2 separate regions of the Mus musculus genome follow, and region 2 is linked to region 1. A link is a loop called in an ENCODE intact Hi-C map of the cell type or tissue named here. Cell type or tissue: left cerebral cortex. All regions are shown on one strand.

Region 1 (8,000 bases):
ATCAAGGAGATGCATTTACCTGTATAGCCCATAAATTTTCCAGGGATTTCTTGATTACAACAACGACTGCAGAAAATCTGCCCACACAGTCTGCAATGGTGTCTGCGCCTAAATGTTGTAAACTTTTCACTGCAGTCATAGCACTCTTTACACTGGCTATCTGGCATCCAATATTGCTTCAGGTCACTGTCCTATAACAACAAAAATGTGTGCTGTGAGGGCTTCTTAAAAATAAAGAGTTTAAGTTGCAATGACAAAAGAAATCTTAGAAGGTGTCTTTTGCAGATGGCAAACTAGTTCTAAAATTCAGATGGAATGCAAAAGGTTAAAATGACCACGACAGTGCTGGTGGTGGTGCACGCCTTTAATCCCAGCACTTCGGAGGCAGAGGCAGGCAGATCTCTGAGTTCTGGGCCAGCAGAGTGAGTGAGTTACAGGACAGCCAAGGCTACACAGAGAAACCCTGTCCCAGAAAAGAGAGAGAGAGAAAGAGAGAGAGAGAGAGAGAAGAAAGATCAAGACAATGTTAAAGAAAAATTAGACTTAAATCACTCACTCTCAGAACTCAGGCTAAAGCTACAGTAACTTTAGACAGAGTATTAGTAAAAGGACACACAAAATGGAACTATAATACAGGAAAGAGTGGCCTGCTTGCAAGTCTACTAACTTATGATGAGTTATTTAATGTAACCATGAAAGAAGGGCTATCTAAAAGCAATGTGCTAGGTTCACTAGTCACTGAAAGGGACAAAAGGAAACTGGAACCATATTTATGAACAAAAATAATAAAGCTTGCTGAAGAATATGTACAAACCTTGGCTAATAGACTAACACCAAAACAAAATATAAAAAAGATAAGGAAGAAAAATTAGACTACACAAAAAATAAAACAAATTAAGAATTATATATAAAACTCTGGTATTCACAATCAGAGGAAGTAATAAACTTTGACTTAAGTGACAGTATGCCATGGCATGATCTCCATGAGTGATTAATAAAAAAAATCTCCCAAGGCCTCTCTACAATACCTGGCTTTTTCCTTCCATGATTTCTTTGAGGCGTTTCAATACTGTGCTGAGGCTTCGAAGCTGAACAGCTGTACGTGGGTCATGACCTCCACAGGCTGGTTCTGCTTTCCTTCTGGAGTCTGAGTCAGATATTTTTAAAAAGAAAATAATTGTTTTCATAGTTTTAGTAACTATATCAAGCTGTATGTGTGTGTGATATAATACAAATTATCCCCATTGTTAGCAGATATGTGATCTCCCAGCCATTAATACTGAGAATTAAAACTAATTTTTATCAAAAATAAGTTGTTGAAAGTATGCATTACATATAAACCACTATTTTACATGTATTAACTGCTATGTAAGAACTATATGGAAAAACGGATGGGTTTGATGGTTGAAGTGGAAGCATCACTTACATATTCAGAATTCACTAATGATTTCTTGCACACTTAATTCCCAACCAAATAAATAATAAACACCTCATAGACATTGAGCAGAAGAAAAAGTAATTCCAGAGAGTTAATCTAACTTGGTCCCAAAAGTCAAATAGGTAAGCAATAGGACCAAACTGTCAGTTCTATAGCAGATCATCAGAAAGAAACTTGACAGACAACCCTCCATAGATCCCAGCAGGCTTTGCAGGACATCCAGGGCTATATGACCAAATATGACCAATGAAGCCAAAGCATCAACCTGGCTAGCCCACACCCACACCCACACCCACCACCTCCTCAATCCTGCAATTCCACACTGGAAGAGATCATTTGCACTTGAAAACCAATATGAAAGCAAATATATTAATAAAACAAGCCCATATTTTAGCTTTGTGACCAGAATGAAACATGAAACTACCATAGTTGTTACCTATTCTTATTTTAGATGAAAATCACAAGTGAAATTTCTATTTATTCCTGGCTACAGCAGTTTCAAAATCTCAGGTTAAAGTGGCTTGACCAACAACAACAACAACAAAAAATCCTTATTAATTAAAGCACATTAACCTAATAACCTGTGGAGTCTCCCTAATTTACATAATTCCTCCATATCTCAGTTTTACTTCCAAGGTTTCAGTTATCCTCAGTCACACAGTCTGAAAATATTAACATTTGTCTTAGCTCAAGAGAAACAGATCTCAATCACATGACCTGATTATACTGCTACACTAGTTTAGTGACATTACTAATGTCACTAGATTACTGACATTAATCTCTTGGCCAAATTTATGAATTAATTTATCATAGGTTTCAATGTATACTGACCAAAACATCATGTACTATGGCTTTGAAACTGCCTCTGGCTCTAGTCATCTACTTGAGATCTAAAAGGTATCTTCTATAAGGTAATTTACTATCAAATGGAAATATCCCACCCTGAATCTATCTATTTACTAGTTTCCTACTAGGCGTTTTGTTTTGGTTGGGAGGGGAGAAAATAGGGATTGCAAGAGAGAGAGATGTATAAATCCAAATGCATCAAAATTTCTTAAGGCAGTTAAATCACTAAAATAAGACCTCATCCAAACCGCACCTATCTTAGCTGCAGCATGTATCTCAGATGTGCTGTGCTAACATGCATTACAGCTAAATTTTTCTTGAATCTCAAACAGTGATTAAAAAACAGTCTCCATGATTATAAGTCCTAAAAGGAGACACAAAGCTGTAAGAATCATAATGGCAGTGATCCCTGGCACCACCAAAATAAATTGTAAAGTTCTTTGCACTGAGCTGCTTGGAAGAGAAGGATATCAATACTCTCCTCCATTGGGAAAGAATGAACAGTTAGACCCTGATTGATCTCAGTGAAAGAAAAGAGATCAATGCTCTTAGACACAATAACATTAGCTACTGTTTTGTAAAATGGATGCTAGAAAATCAAGTAACTTCCCTAAGAACTTCCCAATCTATAGAAGTACAGCTAAGGAAAAAAATGTATTTGACTAAGCAAGCATTCCCAAACTTCTTAAGTTCAAAGGCCTCCAAGGTAAAGGCCAAGAATTGGACTCGATTAGACAGTAGGGAATGTGGGAGCCACACTGAAGGAGAAAAGCTCTGCTTATGCTCGTTTATCATACAATAAAAGCAAATTTTGGCAAACTACAACTCTGCAATCCCTAGCAGGCTGGATTCTAGTCCAATTCCTCAATTTTAAGAAATTCAGACTGATCTTTGGCCTATTTTTCCTCCCTCTGCAGCAAAGGATAGCTTGGCATTGTGTGAAAAACTAAACAGAGTTCAGCGAGGAAAAGAAAATGAAAGCTTTCGGACAACAGTGTTTTAATTCAGCATGGAATTTAGTCAGAAGAACATACTTAAATATAGCACAATGTTGCCTTGGATCAGGTTCTGTTGCTGTGATTCATTTTTGCTACTTAAGATAGGATCTCATTGTGTATCCTACACTGGCCTGGAACCTGCTAGTATTTCCTGGCTGGCTTGAATTAGCAATTCTCCTGCCTCATCCTCCTAAGCCATGTGTCAGAAACTAAGAGAAGTTTAATAAGGTTGAGGTTAAACTTGAATAATCTGGGATGAAAGAAAATCTTCTGCCTCCATCTCCCAACTCTCCCTTTCAAAATGATATAACCTGAGCTGAGGGGGCTGCCCTAAGAAATGTGTGGGGGTGACACAGCCATCATTCAAGCCACTCAGCAAAAACACCTCTTTCTACTAGCGTCTTCCTCCTCCTTTCGGAAAGAAAAACCTCAACAAGCAGTAAAATATCCTTCTGCTAACCACCATTGTACAACTATCATTCACCCAAGGATCTCCTGGAAGTGAACGGCCCGACAGGACAGATACGGGGTTTAGGGATAAGTGATTCCCAATGGACCACCTCTCCTCTCTACGGAATCACTGCCTCTGCACTTCTATCACCTAGAGGTGAGCAACCACTTCACCGAGTATAACAATCTAACAAATAAAACCTAAACCGCCTGTAGTCCCTCAGCTAAACACAGATTCCCAGCCCACACCCATCAGAAAAGCATGGAAATGCATGAGGTGATGATATAGTACCACAGGATGGAGAACAAGCAGGCAAGCGGGACAGTGTATCCACAGTGTAACCAGCCACACTGACAGTCTGAAGCCCAACAAAGACAAAGGCCAGCAGCAATCAGCAGCCCACCAATGGAGTTTGACAGTGTTCTGCAGCCAGTGGCATGCACATCACACTTCATTAGCATCCAAAAATAAGTGCAGAATCCATCTATAAAGTTGGAACTAACCTGTGCTCTCCTGAGGATGTGGCAAAGTGTTCTCTGCTGAAACCCAAGCAAGTAATTAATCAAAATACAATCAAGACATCAGTGCTTGCATAATCAAAATTTAATGACATAATGAACTTTTCAACAACTGAAAAGTTTTATCACATAAGTAAGTTTTATTTATTCTGAAGGGTACTGGACTGTTCCAAGTAACAGAAACATTAACTCAGCATATCACCTAGAAAGCACAAAGATGAAAATTCACACACAAAGTGTAATAATTGCTGTTTTACCTAACACTGAAGAGCGCCGGTGGAGCTCCTCATTAAGCTGTTTTTTATAAGGTACAGGCGACCTCACAGACTGTGTTCTTGAAGGGATCTGAGGGCTGGCCCAACTTGAACTCGGAGACTGCTGCTCTCCTTGGCCCCCTTCTCCTCGCTCTGTGACAAAGGAAATATGGTATTACTTGAAAAACTAAGGCTCAGAGTTCAACAAGGTGACAGATAAGATCCTTCAGACAATATTCAAGTATTATATTCATAACTGAGCATGTAACGCTCTTGCAAAGGACCCTAGTTCAGTTCCCAACACCTATGTCAGGCAGCTCATAATCACCTGTAACTAAGCCTCTTCTCATCTCCTCAGGTACTCACACACATGTGCATAAAACACATGCACACACATAACTGAAAATAAAATTAATTTTTTAAATTTTTAAATATTTTAAAGAAAAAGTAAAAAACCAGAATGAAAAGCTGGGCGGTGGTGGTGCACGCCTTTAATCCCAGCACTTGGGAGACAGAGGCAGGTGGATTTCTGAGTTCGAGGCCAGCCTGGTCTACAGAGTGAGTTCCAGGACAGCCAGGACTATACAGAGAAACCCTGTCCCGAAAAACCAAAAAAAAAAAAAAAAAAAAAAAAAAAATCCAGAATGAAATTCCGTTCCAACAGTCACACATTTTGTGTACATGAACTGTGTGTTTTGCTTTTCATTTGTAAGTTTGTGAACATACTAAAGGAAGCAACACAAGCCTCACATAAGACCTTGACCTTTTTGACCAGTGTATGGGAGAGATCTCTTTATATTACTGAGACAGTGTCCAGCATACTAGGTGCTTTTTAACCCTTCCTAAATGCATAACTTACAACAACTAAATGTAAAATGTTATCCTCGATAACAAAACTGTTAGGAAAACTGAGCTAGTACTATTAAAATTTTTACTAAAGGCCAGGTGTGGTGGCACATCCCTTGAATCCCGGCAGGGATAGTGACAGGCCAGCCTGACTTACAGGGTTATAGAGTAAGAGCCTATCTTTAAAAAAAAAAAAAAAAAATTCTACTGAGTGAAGCTATCAAATTCCTAAAATCAGGTTCTATCTTCTAACACATTTCAAACAATAAAGACAAATAAATCAGACATGGTAACTCATACCTGCAACCGAAGCTCTCAAAAGACTAACACAGGAAAATGGCCTCATGGCCAAAATTACAGTGTTTCAGGTTAGCCAAGGCCAAAAAATGGACCCTGGTCTCAAACAAAAACAAAAACAAAAGTGCAAAATAAGAGCAAGATATGTCTATATTTTAAATTCTGCTTAAAAACAATGAACATTGCATTCAAGAACTCATCCTTTAAATTATCTGTTCATTTCATGTCATTTACAACTCAATCCAATGAGTATAAGTCCCAACATGCTTGCTGTCAGCTTGTAAGTTTCTAAACATACAAACCATATACTGCTGCTTAATATTATTGCTTTAAAATCTTATTACCAATGCCTCCCTCAAAACAAGTTTCATTCTGTAAGCTTAAGTCAAAGCACATTGATAGAAAATATGTAGAACAAATGTTTTCTCATTAAAAAGGACCTCCCTAACCACTTTAAATTCAATTTACACAAATAATTAATCGGATTACAATGAAATGCTATCTTTTCCTTCTTAGACAGAAAGACTTGGTGACCTGAGATTGAAGTCACCACCTTATTAATATTTCACATTCTCACAACCACACAGCAAGACACTAAAGGGAATGCAGAGAATTCAAACTGCATTTTATGAGGTTTATTAAGATGTAATCTTACCTTTGTTAAAACGAAAAAGGTTTACAAAAGAACTATATGCTGACTTGAAGGGGGGCTCATCCTGGTCAGGAGTCAAGGGTTTAAAGTGAGTGAGGTGAGAAGGACTGGCAGGAGAGCGAGGCAAATCATTAGCAGAGTCCAGTGTCGGGGAACTCTTGTCATCTGTGGCCATTTCATGAGTCTGGAAAGAAAGGGCAGGGAGGGAAAGAGATTCCTTAGAAACCATCTCAAGAACAGGCAAATAACCAAACAGCCCCCCTGCGTGACAATTCTTATCAAAACACAAAAGAATAAGGAGACCTATGTCCAAATATTCAAAAATTGAGGCTTAAAAATTACTACTGTCTAAATGGAAAGAGCCTCAACACTTAAAACCATGTATGTGGCTGAGCTCATTTCAAATATTACCATTCTTATTCTCTTTACAATTAAAGTTAATTTAAAATCTACAGGTAAGACGTAAATATGAGCAGACAAAAAATTTCCCATTACTTATAGGTGTCCAAGGTTTTTTGTTAAAATAATAATAGCTTTATAAAGTTAGAGCAGAAACTGACTTTATATAACATAAACTACTCAGCCTCATTTTACATATGTATCTGAGGAAAAGAAAGCCAGTCAGCTGGCAGGACATGTCTATGCAATCTGAGCAAAGGGCTTTGGCAACGCCTGTGACAAGTGCTCGAATCAACAGGCTTCCTCTTCTCTCCTCGTAGGCACAGGAACCTGGGATTTCCACAACTACCTTATAAGCCTAAACTCAAAAGACATTAAGGTATGACCTTCTTAAAAGGTGTTTTTGCTTATAAGTAACCAAGAAAGCATAATGGGCCAAAGCAGTGAGTCTAGTCACGAAATAAAGTCATAGGAAGGGACTGAGGCTCTTCCCCTCTTAGATTGAAAGTTTAAAGAGAAATATCCTTTGCTATGTTAGTAAAAAATGCTAAAGTTTGTAATCTATCTATACTTTAGAAAAAAGGGCATTATATTCTCCTAAAACTGTTTTCTCCTTCAAAATCAGATGTATAGGTTCATTTTATATTCACAACACTCCTAGAAGTCACATAAGTAAGTATTATTACTATAATTAACAATTGAGGCAACTAAAACAGTTTTCTTTTGGGTGAATCAGAGATAGTAATAAATAGACTTGTGACTATACAACTCTTGCAACAAAATTCTCTGACAGTCTTCTATCAAAAAAAATTTGTATTCTTCACAGACTTCCAATTCTAGCCAACTGTAGTCTCTTAATACTCAAGATTCTCTCAAATTAGTAAATTAAAACAGAAATGAAACCACTGACTTGGATGGAATTTTGGCAACAAGTGCTTATTGGAAAGGATGGGGAGGAAAAGAAAAGAGGAAGGCGATGGAGTAGGGGAAAGAGAGGAAAGGGAAGAAGAAAGACAGGGAAGGAGGACCTCTAGTATCAGGTAAAGTATTGTCTCAGTCAGGGTTACTACTGCTGTGATGAAACACCATGACCAAAGGAACGTCTGGAGTAAAGGGTTTATTTAGTTTACACTTCCACACCATTGTTTATCATCAAAGGTGGTCAGGAAAGGAACACAAGCAGGGTAAGACCTGGAGGCAGGAGCTGAGGCAAAGGCCATGGAGGGGTGCTGCTTACTGGCTTGTTCCTCATGAACAAGTGTTTAGCCTGCTTTCTTATAGAACCCAGGACCACCAGCCAG
Region 2 (8,000 bases), 52 kb before region 1:
TAATCTAATGAAAGATTTCTTCATAAGTTTCAATTTAAATCATGTACACATCCACAAGTAGATCTTCCTTAAACATCTTTAATTTCTATATCTAAACAGATGTAGTTAAATAACAATATATAATTTTTACTCTTAGATGTATGTGTGTGTGTGTGTATGTGTGTGTGTATACTCCTAGCATTAAGGAGGTACAGACAAGATTATAAACTCAAGATCAGCCAGGATCACATAATAAGACCTATGAAGATTAGCTTTGTCACCTTAACATAACTTAGAATCAACTAGGAAGAGAGTCTCAATAAAGGATTCTCTACACTGGTTTGGAAGATGGGCTTACTGAGTGATTGTCTTAAGTTAAAATGTGAGAAGAAGACCCACTATAGGTGGCACCATTCCCTAGCAAAAGGTCCTGAACTGTTTAAGTACTGAGAAATAGAACTGAGCACAAGCAAGTGGAGAGCATATACATATTTCTTCTGCTTTGTTCCTAACTGTGGTGGTATCTTAAGTTACTTCAAGTTCCTTAAAGTAACCTTTATTTGCCCTTATTGATGGGCTGTAAACCCAGAATTATAAGCTAAATAAACTCTTCCATAAGCTGTCTTTTTGTCGGAGTGTGTCACCACGGAAAGAAAGAAAGAAAGAAAGAAAGAAAGAAAGAAAGAGAGAGAGAGAGAGAGAGAGAGAGAGAGAGAGAGAGAGAGAGGAGAGAGGAGAGAGAGAGGAGAGAAAGAGAAAGAAAGAAGAAGAAGAAGGAGGAGGAGGAGGAGGAGGAGGAGGAGGAGGAGGAGGAGGAAGAAGAAGAGGAGGGAGGGAGGGAGGGAGGGAGGGAGGGAGGGAGGAAGGAAGGAAGGAAGGAAGGAAGGAAGGAAGGAAGGAAGGAAGGAAGGAGAGGGAGAGGAAGAAGAAGAGGGAGAGGAAGAAGAGGGAGAGAGGAAAAGAAACTAAAACAAAAACATGACCTATCTTAAAGCAATGAAAAAGTCAAGAGCTACATCATCACACTTAAGCAATACAGACAGAAACTTAAAACAACTACACACTTTCCCTTAGTTCAAGCCCTTCCTACTTTACTACAAGTGCATATTAAAATCCAAAATCCCAGTTTTGTTGCCTTATGACTCTACTTTTCTACTTCATATATAAGCCACCAGACTCAAGAAGAAGAAAGGAAATAAACAAAAGAATAAATATTTTAAAAGTCTGCATGCAATTTGTCATATTGTTTTTTTTAAAAATCTTGCCTCAGTAATTTTTCAACAGACAAAACATTCTAATCTTACCCAGACGTCCTACCTTTGTTGGCCATATTACATCACTTGGAATCAATCCCCTCTCTTCATCACTCTCAGTTTTGTTTCCTGATTTGCCACCTGAAGTACATGATGCATCTTTTGAATGGACAAAGGGGTCCAAATGTTTTGACTGAATTCTTCCTCCTCTAGCTCGATAATCAGCTAGCATTCTACCCAAGGTCTGGCTGTCACCCAGATGTTCAGCAATCCTGGTGCTCACTAGCTCATGTGAGGGTAAGACTTGAATAGACTTGGCCTGAACACTGCCATTCATGCCCTGAAGTCCAGAGAGATCCCTGAGCAGCTGTTTCTTCCTCCTGCTCTCCATTTCCTTCACCTCTTTGTTGAGAAGAGGAGACCAGTAAATCTGCTCTGGAAAATAATCTCGAGTTGAGCATCTCATCCCCTTTTCAGTTAAAAGGAAAGGTTCACGGAATGTAATAACTGGAGAGATACAGAGGATTACATCTTTTAACTCCTGTTTAAATGTCAAGGCATAAGTCTTTCGTTGATCTTCAGAGGAGGTGACTTCCTCAGTAACGTACATTCCAGTGTCATCCTGTAAAGGGTCTCTAAAAGCTTTCATCTGGCTTTTGGGATCCTGTTGCTCATCCGTTTGCTGTGAAGTCTCTGGCTGTTCATTTCCTACGGCATCCTGTTGATCCATATGGAGAGGCAACAATGACTCTGGTACCAATGCAAAAAGAGCACAGGGAATACCTGCTGGGCAAGTGGGGGTGGTATAATCTTGATGCTTCAAAGAGGCAACAGCTTGTGGAATACTTTTATTGTCTAGTTCACCCTTCTCTAGCACAGTCCTTGATTCCAACAAAGTGCTATCCTCAGAAGACAGGGCCTCACGAGGGCACTCAGGATCCTGAGGAAGGGAGCTGCCACTGACCTGCTCCTGAGAGGCTCCCTCTTCACCTCGTCCCTCCGTCAGAAGATGGAATGAAGGGCTTTGCATTAATGTTGGAGGCATAGCGAACTCATCCATGAGAAAAGAGATTTCTAGCTGAGAATGATAAGCTACACAGATCATAAATATTAGGATCTCCTTAACTCGAGCCAGCTCATAATCAGAGCCTCCTCTGAGCTTGATTGTGCAGCCTAGATGCTGTGGACAGCCTTCAAAAAACATCAGTGTTTTGGTTTGTTCTACAAATAAATAAATAAAAATGAAGAGACTTAGATGACCAAACAATTTACTACCCACAAAAAAGAAAAACCATATGTGAATAAAGCCACCTGAAACATCTCCCACTTAACCAGTGCTAACAGATATTAACACTTGCTGAATAAACAATGATACAGTTAACTCAGAGATGACTCACTTCTCCTTGAGGTCCCTAACTGAGTGATTATATGCTTAAGATGACTCACCATTAGGCAGCTGAAATATCTGCATATAAAATTTGTGGCAAGTGCCCAAGTGGGGTTTGGTGAGCAGCTGGTCCATGGACACCACTAAATCACCTTGGGTCATTCGACTGATTCTTTCTAAAACTTGCTACAAAACAGAAAAACACTGTATTACAAAATTAAATTAGCTATGAATAAAAATCTCAATAACATGGAAAAGTACATTAAGTATTAAACAAAATAATGTTCACAATCAACTTCTTTAATTTTAATAAATCAATCGCTTGACAACTTGTTTATTCTACACTTGGCCAAATTTACTTGCTAAATAATCAATGTGTAGCCCCAAAAAGAAACCATGGTCATGGTACTCTTATCAAAACATGGGTGTGGCATGGTGGTTCACTTGTATAACTCCAGCACTTAGGAAGCAGAGGCAGGAGGATTAGTGCAAGTTTGAGGTCAGCCTGGTTTAATAACTGAGTTCCAGACCTGCCAGAAATACAATGTGAAACTACATTATTTTTACTCTTACTTTATTTTGTTATTGTCTTTTGTTAAAAGAGCATTTGGATAGCATGTCTTAGCTATGACATGATGTTACGATGGGAAAACAAATAAAAATCAGTTTCCTTAAAAGTGACCTCTGTTTTACAGAATGAAGCACAAATGCTGATGGGTCATGTCCATTCCACCTTTGGTCTCAAAAACACCCAAAAGAATAGCTACCTGCTCCTAGAAATATGCCACTAGCCTTGGATGACAGCCCCCACTGAATACATCCTTTTAGAATTATTACACTTTGATGATTTATAATGATGTTACCTGTTCTGTTTGTGATTCACTGAATACATAGTTTCAGAGTTGTAATGCTTGGATGATTTTTGTGCTTTTCTGTGCCAAATGATTTTTGTTGGTTATTTATGACTGTTTCACTGGATATAGTTTCTAAGAGATGTAATGTTTGGTTTTTTAATGTATAAAATCCCCTGCTTGAGAGCTGCAAAATACACTGAGATTCAAACTGCCTCTGTGTTTGTTTCTGTTTGTCACCACCAAATCCTTACCCACCTAGCTTCGAGGATCCCTCATTCCAGGGACCCACATACCCGACTGGGGTGGCCTATGGCAGTTAAGTTACACTGTCTTCTGTCTTCCAGTGTGAGTCCACAGTTGTAATAATGTAGCTACTACACCTGGGTCCCACTTCCACATAAGTGCTACATCAAATAAAAATATTGCTGCATACCTACCATACATGCATATTAATTTAAAAGCCATGATTTTATAAATGAGTAAAAAAAGACAAATAAACACTCACTGACTTTACATTAATGACCAGAGTAATGCCATGTTCCAGTAACATGTCCTGAGCAATCCGAGACACTGTTTTCTCAACAAGAACCAATGTGGGTCGAACATCAACTATTCGTTGAACATAATTCTTCAAGAATTCCCTTTCCTAAGTAAGATAAACCAGAAATACAAAACCTGGTATAATTCAAGATTCTGATATATTAAAGTATCATGACAGCCTGACTATTAATATCAATATTCAGTCTATAGTCTTTCATTCACAAATAAGTCTGTAACAAATTCAAATGCAACAAAAAATTTTAATTATAGTTCTCAAGTATACATTTTACTTAAAAGTTTTAGGAAAAGTTTCACCCTCTAATAAATTTTATTTTGAAAGATTTTCAGGCCCTAACAATCTACAGTCTGCTGTAGACACTTGGTGAGGGAGAAATAGCAACTATACATTCTCAATTTCTCCCTTTATTTTTCTCGAAGTACATTAACTTCCTAATCTGCTTACTAAATTTTAATTCAAGGACATCTGAAATTATTTTCTTTGTGCAGCTCCAATAAAACACAATTATTCTGAAACCAAACGTGGTTAAGTCATACTTATAATTTCAGAATTTGAAAGGCCAAGTTACTTACAAGTCCAGGGCAGCCCAGGCTATATAAGGTTCTATGTCTCTGTCTCTGTCTCTGTCTCTCTGTCTGTTTCTCTGTCTGTCTGTCTGTCTGTCTGTCTCTCTCTCTCTCTCTCTCTGTCTCTCTCTCTGTCTCTCTCTGTCTCTCTCTCTCTCACACACACACACACACACACACACACACACACAGAGTCTGCTTCTGCTACAATGTTGACAAATAAACTTCCTCCCAGTCTGGTTCTTGCTCATCCAAGAAAGACCATCAGGTGTGTACCAAGTTCCGCTTAGAGGACTACAGACCAATAAAGCTAGTATGGAGTATAAATGGCATCACAACCTAATTATATCCTGTCCCTTGCTTCTCATCCTTTTTCTGATTACATTTGTTTCTTCCCTGATTATTTTATACTTGGTCATAGTAGGGAGGACAGAAGAAGCAGATGGGAAAGGGGAGAGAGAAAAAGAAATAACAAATTAGCTGACATTTTTCTTTCAAGCTAAGAAATTTAACAGAACTGGCATTAATGGTTTAAAAAGAAGTTTGAAAACACAGATGAAGAAGATGTCTCATATTATCAGTATTAAATCATGTTGTTAACTACAAATGTGCCCAAGCCATGACTCACATATAATTTGATAACCAGATTCAGAAAATTGTGAATAATTGTGATATTGAAATATCTATAGATTTCAAATACCATGGTTCATGAAATCCAACAAGGCACAATTTTATACATTTTAACAACTCTACAACCAAGTAACATCTTATACTCAATATGGCTATGATCTAATTCTATGAAAGTATGCTAATATCATCTATAAAACCACAAGATCAGGGATGATATACACAGAACAGTGTAAGCCTGAGGAGCAATAACGTACATAACTGTGTTTCCCCTTGTTCTCTTAGGTTCTTCACTGAAAACCATACTCCATCATATCCAGAAATGCTGACCTAAATCTAAACAAGATCTTCCATTTTTAATGATAATAGCAGAAAGCATAAGAGAACAAGAACTCCAGGAAATAAATTCATTAGCTAATGCAGAAAATTTGAAAAAGCATTTTGTCTTAGACTACAACTGTGTTTTGCTAGCTCCTATCTATGGAATGAAATACAAAGTGATTGCTTCTATCCTGCTAGAAAAAATATGACTACGAATATAAAAAGTATGTTTTCCTAAGTATTTCTGGTAGTGTGTTTCCATGTATATGCTATTTATATTCCTAAATACCATATATTTTGAATGATCACAAACTATAATACCATTCATAGGAGAAAAAAAAGCCATTGCAAATTAAAACAAACAAAAAACACTAACACCTGAAATTGATGCAACTTCAGATCTAAGGCCGTTCTTCCACGGCGACAAGTAGGCTGAGGGCAGGCTCACACCTCTCCAACTACTACTGAGACCCTACCCCCCTAGTCTTATCCCCAACTCTGTAGCTGGAAAGCTGCTGTGGTCTTCCTTTCCTCTTTGACCCAGTCTCCGAAGGATCACAAAAACCCTTTCCCTCAACCTTATTTCCCCCAACTCAACCCAGTATCCTAGCCTCCAATACCAGCAACCACTCTCTGTGAACACACCAACTGAACAGACCAGTAAAACGGGCAAAACATGGCCATCAACCACTCTCCAAAAAATCCTCCAAAGAAACAGAAACCAAGGAACAAAACATCTACCCAACAAAGACAAAGCCAGAAATCAGAACCTAGACCTATATAATCATCCCAAACCCAGATGCCTAGATGACAGTATAAAAACACAGTAACAGCTAGGGCAATATGTCTCCAGAACCTTCCAGAGCAGGCTCTGAATATTCCTACATAACAGAAGCACAAGAAAGCCATCAAAACCAACTACATGAAGATGGTAAGAGATCTTTAAAGAGGAAATGAATAACTTCCTTAAAGAAATCCAAGAAAATGCAAACAGTTGAAGGTCTGAATAGAAGCAATAAAGGAAACACAAACTGAGGGAACTTTGGAAACTAAAAATTTAGGAATATTAACATGAACTACAGAGGCAAGCTTCCTCAACAGAATACAAGAAATGGAAGAGAGAATCTCTCTCAGGTACCAAAGATACACTGGAGAAAGAAAATGTTAAATCTAAAATAATCCTGATACAAATTATCCAGAAAATCTGGGAAACTATGAAAAGACCAAACCAAAGAATAATAGGAATAAAGGACGGAAAGAAGTTCAAAGTTCAAAGACCCAGAAAATATTTTCAACAAGATCAGAGAAGAATGTGAAAATAAAATTATAGAAGATATATATACACCAACAAACACATTGCAACATTAAGAGTAGACATTTCGGGACTGGAGAGATGGCTCAGCGGTTAAGAGCACTGACTGCTTTTTCGAAGGCCCTGAGTTCAAATTCCAGCAACCACATGGTGGCTCACAACCATCCATAATGAGATCTGATGCCCTCTTCTGGGATGTCTGAAGACAGTTACAGTGTACCTACATGTAACAATAAATAAACTTAAAAAAAAAAAAAAAAAGGAGTAGACATTTCCTCAGGTAAAGGGGTGGTACAAAAGATATTCCAACATCAGTGATTGTGGAAGATCTTTCAATCTTCTGAAATAATCTTTTATTTCTTTCTTCAAAGACTTGAAGTTTTCCTCAAGTAAGACCTCTTACTTGCTTGTTTAGTTACCATGTGATATGTTATATTATTTGTGGCTATTGTAAGTGTTGTCTCTCTGATTTCTTTTAAATTTTTTTAATTACTTTTATTTTTTTACAGTCCAGTCTTTGCCCCAATTCCGGTCTGCCCTCCCACAATTCCTCATCTCATTCCTCCTTGTCACCCTCCCCACATCTCCAAGAGGATGTTCTCCCCCTACCCTGATCCCCACAAAACCTCCCCACTCCCTGGGGCCTCAAGTCTAAAGGGTTAGGCACATCTCCTCTCTCTGAGGCTAGACCAGGCTATGTGTTGGGAGCCTTGGGCCAGCAAGTGTATGCTGCCTGGTTGGTGGCTCAGTGTCTGAGAGATCTCAGAGGTCTGGGTTAGTTGAGACTGCTGGTCTTCCTATGGGGTCACCCTCCTCCTCAGCTTCTCCCAACCTTTTCCTAATTCAACCACAAAGTTCCTTTCATCATTAATCAGGCCTTAGAGCCTTCCCTTGAGATGGATCCCAAGTTGGGCTGGTCACTGGACCTCCTTTCCCTCAGTCTCTTCTCCCTGCAATTTTTGTCCCTGCAATTCTTTTAGAATTCTGGATCAGAGTTTTTGACTGTGGGATGGCAACCCCATCCCTCCACTTGATGCCCCTGTCTTTCTACTGGAGATGGACTCTACAAGTTCCCTCTTCTCACTGTTGGGCATTTCATCTAAGATCCCTCCCTTTGAGTCCTGAAAGTCTCTCACCTCCCA

The links. Peaks named below come from ENCODE experiments on the same cell type or tissue, not always from the same donor. Only the 100,000 strongest peaks of a DNase experiment are listed, where the experiment ranks them.
Region 2: it touches region 1 in a loop (2.0-fold over the local background); 2 of 42 quality-filtered maps call a loop at or near these places.

The regions. Positions count from the first base shown.
Region 1 is chr1:65,188,803-65,196,802 of GRCm38, reverse strand. Pikfyve (phosphoinositide kinase, FYVE type zinc finger containing) reads right to left here. Exons shown (of 42, transcript NM_001310624.1): 2 at 6,304-6,484; 3 at 4,509-4,658; 4 at 1,029-1,147; 5 at 20-191. The coding sequence starts at 6,475. Among named protein-coding and RNA genes, the nearest start is that of Pikfyve, 6.1 kb to the right of the region's middle. In left cerebral cortex, no CTCF peak of the experiment used is centred here; a DNase peak (open chromatin) is centred at 3,371; H3K27ac peaks cover 266 bases.
Region 2 is chr1:65,240,515-65,248,514 of GRCm38, reverse strand. Pikfyve (phosphoinositide kinase, FYVE type zinc finger containing) reads right to left here. Exons shown (of 42, transcript NM_001310624.1): 18 at 3,979-4,119; 19 at 2,679-2,805; 20 at 1,297-2,453. Among named protein-coding and RNA genes, the nearest start is that of Pikfyve, 58 kb to the right of the region's middle. In left cerebral cortex, no CTCF peak of the experiment used is centred here; no DNase peak of the experiment used is centred here.